Regions from separate parts of the Homo sapiens genome. Here region 1 is linked to region 2. A link is a loop called in an ENCODE intact Hi-C map of the cell type or tissue named here. Cell type or tissue: gastrocnemius medialis. All regions are shown on one strand. Links, peaks and the distances in the headings refer to the core of each region. The heading gives the core; the rest is flanking DNA.

Region 1 (5,378 bases), core at 239-5,238, 160 kb after region 2:
TTTTTTTTTTTTGAGACGGAGTCTCGCTCTGTTGCCAGGCTGGAGTGCAGTGGCACGATCTCAGCTCACCGCAATCTCTGCCTCCTGGGTTCAAGTATTCTCCTGCCTCAGCTTCCTGAGTAGCTGGGATTACAGGCGCCCACTACCAACCATGCCCGGCTAATTTTTGTATTTTTAGTAGAGACAGGATTTCACCAAGTTGGCCAGGATGGTCTTGATCTCTTGACCTTGTGACCTGCCCACCTCAGCCTTCCAAACTGCTAGGATTACAGGTGTGAGCCACCACGCCGGCCATTTTTTTTTTTTTTTTTTTTTTTTTTTTGGGAGAAGGAGTCTCACTCTGTTGGCCAGGCTGGAGTGCAGTGGCATGATCTTGACTCACTGCAACCTCTGCCTCCTGGGTTCAAGCGATTCTCCTGCTTCAGCCTCCTGAGAACTGGGGATTACAGGCATGTGCCACCACACCTGGCTAATTTTTATATTTTTAGTAGAGAAAGGGTCTCACCACGTTGGCCAGGCTGGTCTTGAACTCCTGACTTCAAGTGATCCTTCCACCTCGGCCTCCCAAAGTGCTGGGATTACAGGTGTGAGCCACCCCACCCAGCCATTCTCTGCTTCTTTCTCACAGCTAATGATAATAATAGTAAAGGCCAAGGGTGGTGGCTCATGCCTGTAATCCCAGTGCTTTGGGAGGCTGACATGGGAGGATCGCTTGAGGCTAGGAGTTCTAGACCATCTTGGCCAACATGGCAAGATTCTGTCTCTACAAAAAATTTAAAAATTAGCTGAGTGTAGGGGCATATGCCTAAAGTCCTAGCTACTTGGAAGGCTGAGGCAGGCAAATCCTTTTACCCCTGGCGTTCGAAGCTGCAGTGAGCTATGATTGCACTGCTGAACTCCAGCCTGGGTGATAGAGCTAGACCCTGTCTCTAAAAAACATAATAATAGTAGATAGCATTTACTGGGCATTTGACTGTGTAGGTCCCAGGCACTGTGCTTAATGCTTGATGTGCATAATAATCCCAGCAAATAGTACTGCCATTATTCCTATTTAAAACATGACGGCTAGGTGCGGTGGCTCACGCCTATCATCCCAGCACTTTGGGAAGCTGAGGCAGGTGGATCACCTGAGATCAGGTGTTCGAGACCAGCCTGATCAACATGGTGAAATCTCGTCCAAAAAAAAAAAAATTAGCTGGGCCTGGTGGTGCATGCCTGTAATCTCAGCTACTTGGAAGGCTTAGGTAGGAGAATCACTTGAACCCGGGAGGCAAAGGTTGCAATGAGCCAAGATCGCGCCATTGCACTCCAGCCTAGGCAACGAGAGCAAAACTCTTTTTCAAAAAAAAAAAAAAAAACATAAATAAATAATTAAAAATGAGTTAGGTGAGACAGAAAAGGAAGTCACTGTACCATGGCCCTTTGAGCCAGAGTTGTTTGGTGCCAAAACTCTGCCTCCTAATCACTACCTGTCTCTCCTTTTGTCCTTTCTCCATCTTCTCCTCTCTTACCTCTCAAAAATTATCAATAATTTGATAATTCTGTGGTTAGAATCCAAGATTCCTCAACTTCAGTGTGATTGACATGGTGGCTGGCTCACTTTCTGTTGTGGGAGCTGTTCTGTGCACAGTAGGATGTTTAGCAGTGTCCCTGGTCTCTACCCACTAGATGCCAGTAGCAACCACACCCCTCCCCAACACACACTCAATTATAATAACCAAATATGTCTCCAGGCATTGCCAAATGTTCCTGGGGACCAAGATTGCCCTGATGTAGCCTGATCTCTGCAAAAGCGTCTGGAGTCTCTCCAGTTGAACGATCGCTGATAGAAACTCACGGGAACAGTCTGTGCCCTCCCGGCAAGTCCACGCTCATTCGAGGCAGCTGTCACCTGCTAGGACATTCCAGGGCACGACTTGAAAAATGCTTGGCGTGCCTCTGACAACAAGAGATGCAGGCTGAAGCAAGGCATTCCTGCCTCTTGTCCTGAAACTGGGATGCTGGCATTAGAATGGACAGCATGAGTTGTTCTTGAGTGGCAAAAGGCAAGGGGTCCTGCTGTGGTTTGTATGTCTGTCTCCTCCAAATCTCATGTTGAAATTAGTCTGTTCTCGCATTTCTATAAAGAACTACCTGAGGCCGGGCGCAGTGGCTCACGCCTGTAATCCCAGCACTTTGGGAGGCTGAAGTGGGTGGATTGCTTGAGCCAAGGAGTTGGCAACCAGCTTGGGCAACATGGTGTAACTCTATCTCTATTATAAAGAAACAAAAAAATTTTTTTTTGGGACGGAGACTCGCTCTGTTGCCCAGTGCAGTGGCGCAATCTTGGCCCGCTGCAACCTCCGCCTCCTGGGTTCACACATTCTCCTGCCTCAGCCTCCCGAGTAGCTGGGACTACAGGTGCCTACCACCACGCCCGGCTAATTTTTCGTATTTTTAGTAGAGACGGGGTTTCACCATGTTAGACAGGATGGTCTCGATCTCCTGACCTCGTGATCTGCCCACCTCGGCCTCCCAAAGTGCTGGGATTACAGGTATGAGCCACCGTGCCCAGCCAGAAAAAAAAATTTTTAAACAGGCTACCTCAGATTGGGTAATTTATACAGAAAAGAAGTTTAATTGACTTGCAGTTCCACTGGCTGTACAGGAAGCATGGCTGGGGAGGCCTCAGGAAACTTACAATCATGATGGAAGGCGAAGGGGAAGTCTTACGTGGCTGGAGAAGGAACAAGAGAGCAAAGAGGGAGGTGCTACACACACTTAAACAACCAGATCTCGTGAGAACTCACTATCATGAGAACAGCAAGGGAGACGTCCACCCCCATGATCCAATCACCTCCCCCCAGGCCCCTCCTCCAACACTGGGGATTATGATTTGACATGAGATGTGGGCAGGGACACAGATCCAAACTACATCATAGGCCCCAGTGGGAGGTGTTTGGGTCACGGGGGTGGATCCCCCATGAATAGATTAAGCTCTTCCTGGGAGGTGGGGGTGAGTGAGTTCTCACTCTTTTAGTTCCTGGACAGCTGGTTGTTAAAAAAAGCCTGGCACCTCCCCCTCTCTCTTGCTTCCACTCTTGCCCTGTGACTTCTGCACACATGAGCTCCCTTTCACCTTCTATGAATGTAGCCAGCCTGAGGCCCATGCCAAATGTCCCATCTTCCAGCCAGCAGAATCATGAGCCAAATAAACCTCTTGTCTTTATAAAGATATTATTTCCTCTTCATTAAAGAACAGCTTTTCTAAATGTTGGGGGAAATGTCCATAGTCATTACTCAATCAAAACTTGTGTTCCCATAAGCCTAAGGACCATTCTAGATTTTTTACATGTTTTTTTGTGTGTGTGTATCTATAAAATGCATACATAAATTTTTTTTTGTTTTTAAGCATTCACCCAAACAAAAAATCACAGGTAAACCCATATTTCTGAGATGCCATTATTCCGAGCTAAATAAGAGATAATCACTTCAAGGTAAATTGAAAATTTTCCTGAAGCCATACATTTCAAGTGAAATAAGTAATTCTAAATAGGACAATTTAAATTGGATAATTTTAAAGCGTCTATAATTGGTTTATTTGCAAAATTCCTGAAAGGAAAAATTTTATCACTGCCATCACAGCAGGTTTCCACATCCAGATGAGAAAACAAGACAAATGCTAGTGTGTTTTAACTAGCTAAACAAAACTAAGTTAAATGAATATTTAAAAATTTCCCTAGTGGGCCATTCCTTAACAAAATGTTGAAATCCCTGTTGCTACATTGACTAAAAGATCATGTTGAATGGAATATGTAAGACTTGGCTCATAGAAACCTAATCAGATGGTTAGAGATGCTGGCAGTTTAGGACCTGCTGCCATAAATGTGTGAACAACCTTTTGTAATCTAACCTACTGACCTGCATGTTTTTTCTTTACCCCAGCTCATTCCTTACATGTAGCCTCAATCTTCAGTTTGCTTTACTGGTTCAGCAAAAGCCAGGAAGAACAACTTTGTAGTAATCAGAATGTTATCCAACTGTATATTGTTTACTTTATCGTAAATACTGGTGAACAGTGGTTAATAAATAGTTTTATATTCCTTTATGCAAAAAAAAAAAAAAGCACTCAGCCACAGGCATTCCTTGATAGCAACACTCAGGGGACTAAGATAGGGCCCCATGCTGGTATACAGATGGCACTGCTGAAAGGAGTCAGCAGCCCCGGCCCTTGATGGAGACGCTGAGGAACGAGGCAGAAAGATCAGTGGACTCAGACTCCGAAGGGTCGATTTCTAGTTCTGGTCCTGCCCCCATGAGCTGTGTGTACTCAGTTGAGCCTCTTTACCTGTTTCCGCATGAGTAAAATGAAAATATGATTTCTGTCCTCTGGTTTTTCCTAGGATAGTTGTCAGGAGCAAAGTAAGATACTGGCTCCAAGCTGACCCACTACATCCCTTACCTGCTTCAGTCTTCTTTGTAACATCTGAAATATTGTATTTGGGTTTACCTTCTGTCTCTGCTAGCAAAATGTCATCTTCCTGAGGGCTTGGTCTTCTTTGCTGTTGCAAGCCTCAGAGATGACAACAATGCCCAACATAGTAGATGTTCAATAAAGACGTGCAGGCCAGGTACAGTGGCTCACGCCTGTAATCCCAGCACTTTGGAAGGCCAAGGCGGGAGGATCACTTGAGGCCAGGAGTTCAAGACCAACCTGGTAAACAGCAAGACCCCATCTCTATGAAAATTTTAAAAATTAAAAAAAGTATGAGCTGGGCATGATGGCTGCACAGCTGTAGTGCCAGCTACTTCAGAGGCTGAGGTGGGAAGATCACTTGAGCCCAGGAGTTCAGGGCTGCAATGAGCTATGACTGTGCCTTGGGTGATACAGCAGGACCCTGTCTCAAAAAACAAAACAAGAACAACAAAGACAAAGACACGCAGAGTGAATGTGAACCTGTGTATCACGGGGAAGTTATTTGAAGATACATCTCAACAGCTATGGAAATATCAAGCCCTTTGTACACAGTGATTCCACTTCTGAGAATCTAAACCCCAAATAATCCAACATGGAGAAGAAGCCTTAGAGGAACTGATGTTCATCCTGCAGTGGCCAAAATTGCTCAAACCTGAAAAGCCAGCCTTAGTAATCAAGATGAGGGTGTAATTAGCACAATCCCGATGAATCTCATTTGTGAAATTGCAGACAGCCATTACAAATATTGTTTACAGCAAGATGAGTTAATTTTTGTAGCACACACACAAAACCATAATGTGTAATGCAAAATTATAATGTGTAATGCAAAACTAGGTTGCAAAAGCAACCCAATTACTGAGATGACAGGAGCCAGCACCCACTGTCCCCCATGGCCACACTGTTGGTAATGTCACACATGATC
Region 2 (5,378 bases), core at 142-5,141:
AATGTTTTCAGGTGAGCATCCTGCGGAGTCCTGGTGAAAAGAACTTTAACATCACAAAGGTATTGATAGAGAAGGAGAAGGTTTCCAAGGGTTATTCCAAGGTTTGAAGCAAATCAGCATTTTTACTGTTTGCTCGGCACAAATATATACAGTCCAGTCCAATACATATTTATTCATTGATTCAGTTAATATTTATTGAACAGTGTCCTTAAGGCCTGGCAAAATCAGGGATGGTTTTCATCTCTGCCCTAGAGCATGTTTGATTGCATTCATCACAAGGAGGTAAATCTTTGGGATTACAGAATGTTCGCAGACTGGCCTAGGGCTTCACATGTTCTTCCTTCCCTATCAAAAGCAGTGTTGAGCCACACCCAGCTATTACCTCCACAGCTTCTAGCATCATCTGTTGGATGGTACCAGGCCCCTGAGCCAGCATTACTTGATGGCTAGAGGCAGAGGATGGAGAGGTTTGAAGTCAGAGGCTTCCCCTGAGCCTCTATACTCAGGAACAGTAACTATAAGTGTGTTCAGAACTCTTGTGATTTCTCTTAGGGCAGAAATTGAGGACCCCATGGTGACAACCAAATGTGATTTTCTTCTGGTTTTGTTTTTTGTTTGTGTGTTTTGGTTTTTTTGTTTGTTTGTTTGTTTTTTGAGACGGAGTCTTGCTCCGTAGCCTAGGCTGGAGTGCAGTGGCACTCTGCAACCTTTGCCTCCCGGGTTCAAGCAATTCTCAATTCTCCTGCCTCAGCCTCCTGAGTAGCTGGAATTACAGACTTGCACCACCACATCCAGCTAATTTTTTGTATTTTTCAGTAGAGATAGGGTTTCACCATGTTGGCCAGGTTGGTCTTGAACTCCTGACCTCAGGTGATCCGCCTCCCTCAGCCTCCCAAAGTTCTGGGATTACAGGCATGAATCACCATACCCAGCCACTTCTTCTGTTTTACTTTAGAAAAAGGAACAAGTTTTTCCATTATGTTGTAAAGTCTATGGAGATATGTACATCTAACTTTTTTTTTTTTTTTTTTAAAGAGCAAGGACCGGAGGCAGTAGCTCATGCCTGTGATCCCAACACTTTGGGAGGTGGAGGCGGGTAGATCACAAGGTCAGGAGATCGAGACCATCCTGGCTAACATGGTGAAACCGTGTCTCCACTAAAAATACAACAAATTAGCAGGGCATGGTGGCACAAGCCTGTAGTCCCAGCTACTTGGGAGGCTGAGGCAGGAGAATCACTTGAACCCGGGAGGCAGAGACTGTAGTGAGCTGAGATTGCGCCACTGCACTCCAGCCTGGGCGACAGAGCGAGACTCCGTCTCAAAAAAAAAAAAAAAAAAAAGAGCAAGAAGTAGGCAGCTCACACCTGTAATCCCAGCACTTTGGGAGGCTAAGGCAGGAGGATCACTAGAGCCCAGGAGTTTGAGACCAGCCTGCGCAACCATAGTGAGACCCCATCGCTACAAAAATAAAATAAATTAGCTGGGCATAGTTGCAAGTGTCTGTGGTCCCAGCTGCTCGGGAGGCTGAGATGGGAGGATTGCAAGCCTGGGAGGTCGAGGCTGCAGTAAGCTGTGATTGCACCGCTGCACACCAGCCTGAGTGACAGAGTGAGACCATGGTTCAAAAAAAAAAAAAAAGAGAGCAGGAAGTAGAATTGGGAAAGAAGCTTCAGGCAGGGATTTGTAAATGAACAAAACCACAGGAACATTTGCATACTGTTTAAAAAAAAAAACTGGTTACAATGAGTGAGTCTCATCTACCCTCAGGAGAAGAAAGAGGGCAAACCAGTAGTCTGAAGCCCAGCCCATCTGGAGATTTTTTGGGAAGATTTCCTTTAAAGAGGCAGGATGGCTCACGCCTGTAATCACAGCACTTTGGTAGGCCAAGGCAGGCGGATCATGAGGTCAAGGGATCGAGCCCATCCTCGCCAACTTGATGAAATCCCCTCTCTACTAAAAATACAAAAATTAGCATGAGCCCAGGAGGTCGAGACTGCAGTAAGCTACGATTGTGCCACTGCACTCCAGCCTGGGTAACACAGTGAGACCCTGTCTCAAAATAAAAAAATAAAATAAAATAAAGATCTGAAGTTATGCACATACTGGGGGACAGGTCATTCCAGGGGCAGAAGAGCTGAGTACAGTTGACAATGCGTAAAGCACCATGGTATGCCTGGAGGGGAGAAACCACAGGCAGTTTGGTGTTCACAGAGTATTTGTTGAGCAACTTGGAATGAGTTTGGATCCTGGAGACTGTTGAACACCCAGAGCTGAGGATCTTGAACTTCACAGTTAGGTAATGGCAGCAAAGGAAACCAAAGTGGGTGGTTATCGTGACCAAGTTCACATAAGAAATAAGGAAGCATATCAGGTGTGGTGGCTCACGCCTGTAATCCTAACACTTTGGGAGGCTGAAGCAGGAGGATCCCTTGAAGTTAGGAGTTCAAGACCAGCTTGGGCAACATAGCAAGACCCTGTCTGTATTTAAAAAAATAAACATGGTGGCTCACGCCTGTAATCTCACCACTTTGGGAGGCCAAGGCGAGCAGATCATATGAGGTCAGGAGTTCGAGACCAGCCTGACCAACATGGTGAAACCCTGTCTCTACTAAAAATACAAAAAATTAGCCAGGTATGGTGGTGAGTGCCTGTAATCCCAGCTACTCGGGAGGCTGAGGCAGGAGAATCACTTGAACCCGGGAGACGGAGATTGTAGTGAGCTGAGATTGCACCACTGCACTCCAGCCTGGGTGACAGAGCAAGACTCCATCTCAAAACAAACAAACAAACAAAAAAGAAATGAGGTGAGTTCAGCTTGGGAAATGTTGAATGTCAGATGCCTTTGGCCTATTCAGAGGGAGATTGCCGAAGCACAGAGGAGAGTTCATGGCAGGGTTTAATTATTTTTAGCGCTCACATGTCCCAGATTCGGCCAGTGGGAGTTCCCCCAAGCTGGTTCCTGTGTCCTGTGCATCACCCATCTTCTTTCTCCTTTACTTCTTTCTTAAGCCACTTCCTTTCTGGCATGACAGCGTGTTCCAGGATCATCTTGTACTTGCACCTGCCCTGCCCTGGCCCTAGAATCAGCCAATTCTTTGAGGCATCCTGCTTCCTTTTAGTGGGGGAATGATTTGAGAACAAAATATACTACTACATGATACTACATTCTGACAAGAAAAAAAACACAGCCATAAGAAATAAAGCCATGGCCAGGCACAGTGGCTCCTGTAATCCTAACCCTTTGGGTGGCGGAGGTTGGAGGATTGTTTGGGGTCAGGAATTCAAGACCAACCTGGCCCGCATAGTGAGGCCTCGTCTGTATTAAGAAAAAAAAAAAAAAGAAAGAAGGAAAGCCATGTTTGGATAAGTTTAGTCTTCTGATTATTTTTGCTAAAGTTTTAATTTTTTTTTTTTTTTTGAGACAGAGTCTCGTTCTGTTGCCCAGGCTGGAGTGCAATGGTGCAGTCTCAGCTCACTGCAACCTCTGCCTCCCGAATTCAAGCGACTCTCCTGCCTCAGCCTCTTGAGTAGCTGAGATTACAGGTTCCTGCAATCACGTCCTGCTAATTTTTATTTTTAGTAGACACAGGGTTTCTACATGTTGGTCAGGCTGGTCTCAAACTCACGACTTCAGGTGATCTGCCTGCCTTGGCCTCCCAAAGTGCAGGGATTACAGGGGTATATTTTATATTTAAAGCATATTTAACAATTAAGGGCCAGGCTCGGTGTCTCACGCCTGTAATCCCAGCACTTTGGGAGGCTGAGGTGGGCAGATCACCTGAGCTCGGGAATTTGAGATGCACAACAAGAGCGAAACTCCGTCTCAAAAAAAATAAATAAATATAAAATATACATTATGGCCGGGCATGGTGGCTCACGCCTGTAATCCCAGCACGTTGGGAGGCCAAGGCGGGCAGATCACCTGAGGTCAGGAGTTCGAGACCAGCCTGGCCAATATCATGAAACCTTGTCTCTACTAAAAATACAAAATTTAGCCAGGCATGGTCGTGTGCACCTGTAATCCCAGCTACTCGGAGGCTGAGGCAGGAGAATCACTTGAACCCAGGAGGTGGAGGTTGCAGTGAGCCAAGATCGCACCATTGCACTCCAGCCTGGGCAACAAGAGCAAAACTCCATCTCAAAAAATATATATATATACATACACATATACGTATATATGTGTATATATACGTATATATGTATATGTATACACACATTATATGTAATATCTACTTTTAAATATAAACATAAATATTATAAAGCTTTTATTGCAATTGTTCATTTTAGAAACTTCAGAAAATACAAATTAGTAAAAAGAAGAAAATAAGTCTGTAATACCACTTTTAAGGACTATTTTGAAAACCTCTAGCTGTTTTTTGAGATAAATTTACATACCAAGACTTTTTTTTAAAAAATCATAATGATGACTTTTTCATAGGACTGTGTAGGATAAAGCTTGTGAAATGTCTATCTAACATATTTTGTAATATATGAAAATTTCAGCTAAACTTGTTCTATAGCATCACATGGTTTCAATATATTATTAGAAAATCATTCCATAAACAATGGTTTGGTATATAGTTTCAACAATTCAAGGCTGGGCACAGTGGCTCATGCCTGTAATCCTACCACTTTGGGAGGCCGAGGCAGGCAAATCACCTGAGGTCAGGAGTTCAAGACCAGCCTGGCCAACATGGTAAAACCCTGTCTCTACTAAAAATACAAAAATTAGCCGAGCATGGTGTCAGGCACCTGTGATCCCAGCTACTCAGGAAGCTGAGGCAGGAGAACTGCTTGAACCTAGGAGGCAGATGTTGCAGTGAGCCAAGATCTTGCCACTGCACTCCAGACTAAGCGACAGAATGAGATTCCATCTCAAACAAAATAAATAAATAAAATAATTCAGCAGGATGAGGTGGCTCATGCCTATAACCCCAGCACTTTGGGAGGCTGCAGTGGGACTACTGCTTTTGCCTGGGAGTTCAAGACCAGCCTGGGCAACATAGAGATACCATGTCTCAGAAAAAAAAAAATTAATTTAAAAAAAAAGAATTCATTGATGATTCTGTATTTACAAATATATTCCTGCATCATTTGTTCATGGTAACCAGGAAATTGCAATGCATATATACATGCTGTCATTTCCAAAGCCGCTGTCTTCCAGAATTGGTACTGATTCTAGTAGACTTTTCATTCTGGTGTTAAAAATATAATTAATATAGGAATGTCTTCTACCTAATAGCTTTTTTCCCCACAACTCCCCAACCCCCTCACTCTAGAGGCCTTAAGTAGTCTAAGTTAATCAGCTTAGTCTGAAATATAATACTACCTAGGCATCTTGTTGGCCTAGTATTTCTTACTCTTTTATGGAATGAA

Evidence for each region. A loop is a pair of places that touch in the nucleus more often than their neighbours do. Peaks named below come from ENCODE experiments on the same cell type or tissue, not always from the same donor. Only the 100,000 strongest peaks of a DNase experiment are listed, where the experiment ranks them.
Region 1: it touches region 2 in a loop (13-fold over the local background); 1 of 110 quality-filtered maps calls a loop at or near these places.

Annotation. Positions count from the first base shown.
Region 1 is chr16:15,560,963-15,566,340 of GRCh38, forward strand. All of the region lies in intron 2 of MPV17L-BMERB1 (MPV17L-BMERB1 readthrough), which reads left to right. All of the region lies in intron 2 of BMERB1 (bMERB domain containing 1), which reads left to right. Among named protein-coding and RNA genes, the nearest start is that of MIR6506, 47 kb to the right of the region's middle. RefSeq lists an enhancer at 2,730-3,024. In gastrocnemius medialis, for the core only: no CTCF peak of the experiment used is centred there; DNase peaks (open chromatin) are centred at 1,859, 2,329 and 2,989; H3K27ac peaks cover 3,682 bases.
Region 2 is chr16:15,402,047-15,407,424 of GRCh38, forward strand. The region is part of intron 1 of MPV17L-BMERB1 (MPV17L-BMERB1 readthrough); the gene reads left to right. All of the region lies in intron 2 of MPV17L (MPV17 mitochondrial inner membrane protein like), which reads left to right. Among named protein-coding and RNA genes, the nearest start is that of MPV17L-BMERB1, 9.0 kb to the left of the region's middle. In gastrocnemius medialis, for the core only: no CTCF peak of the experiment used is centred there; DNase peaks (open chromatin) are centred at 380, 2,249, 3,025 and 3,518; H3K27ac peaks cover 5,000 bases.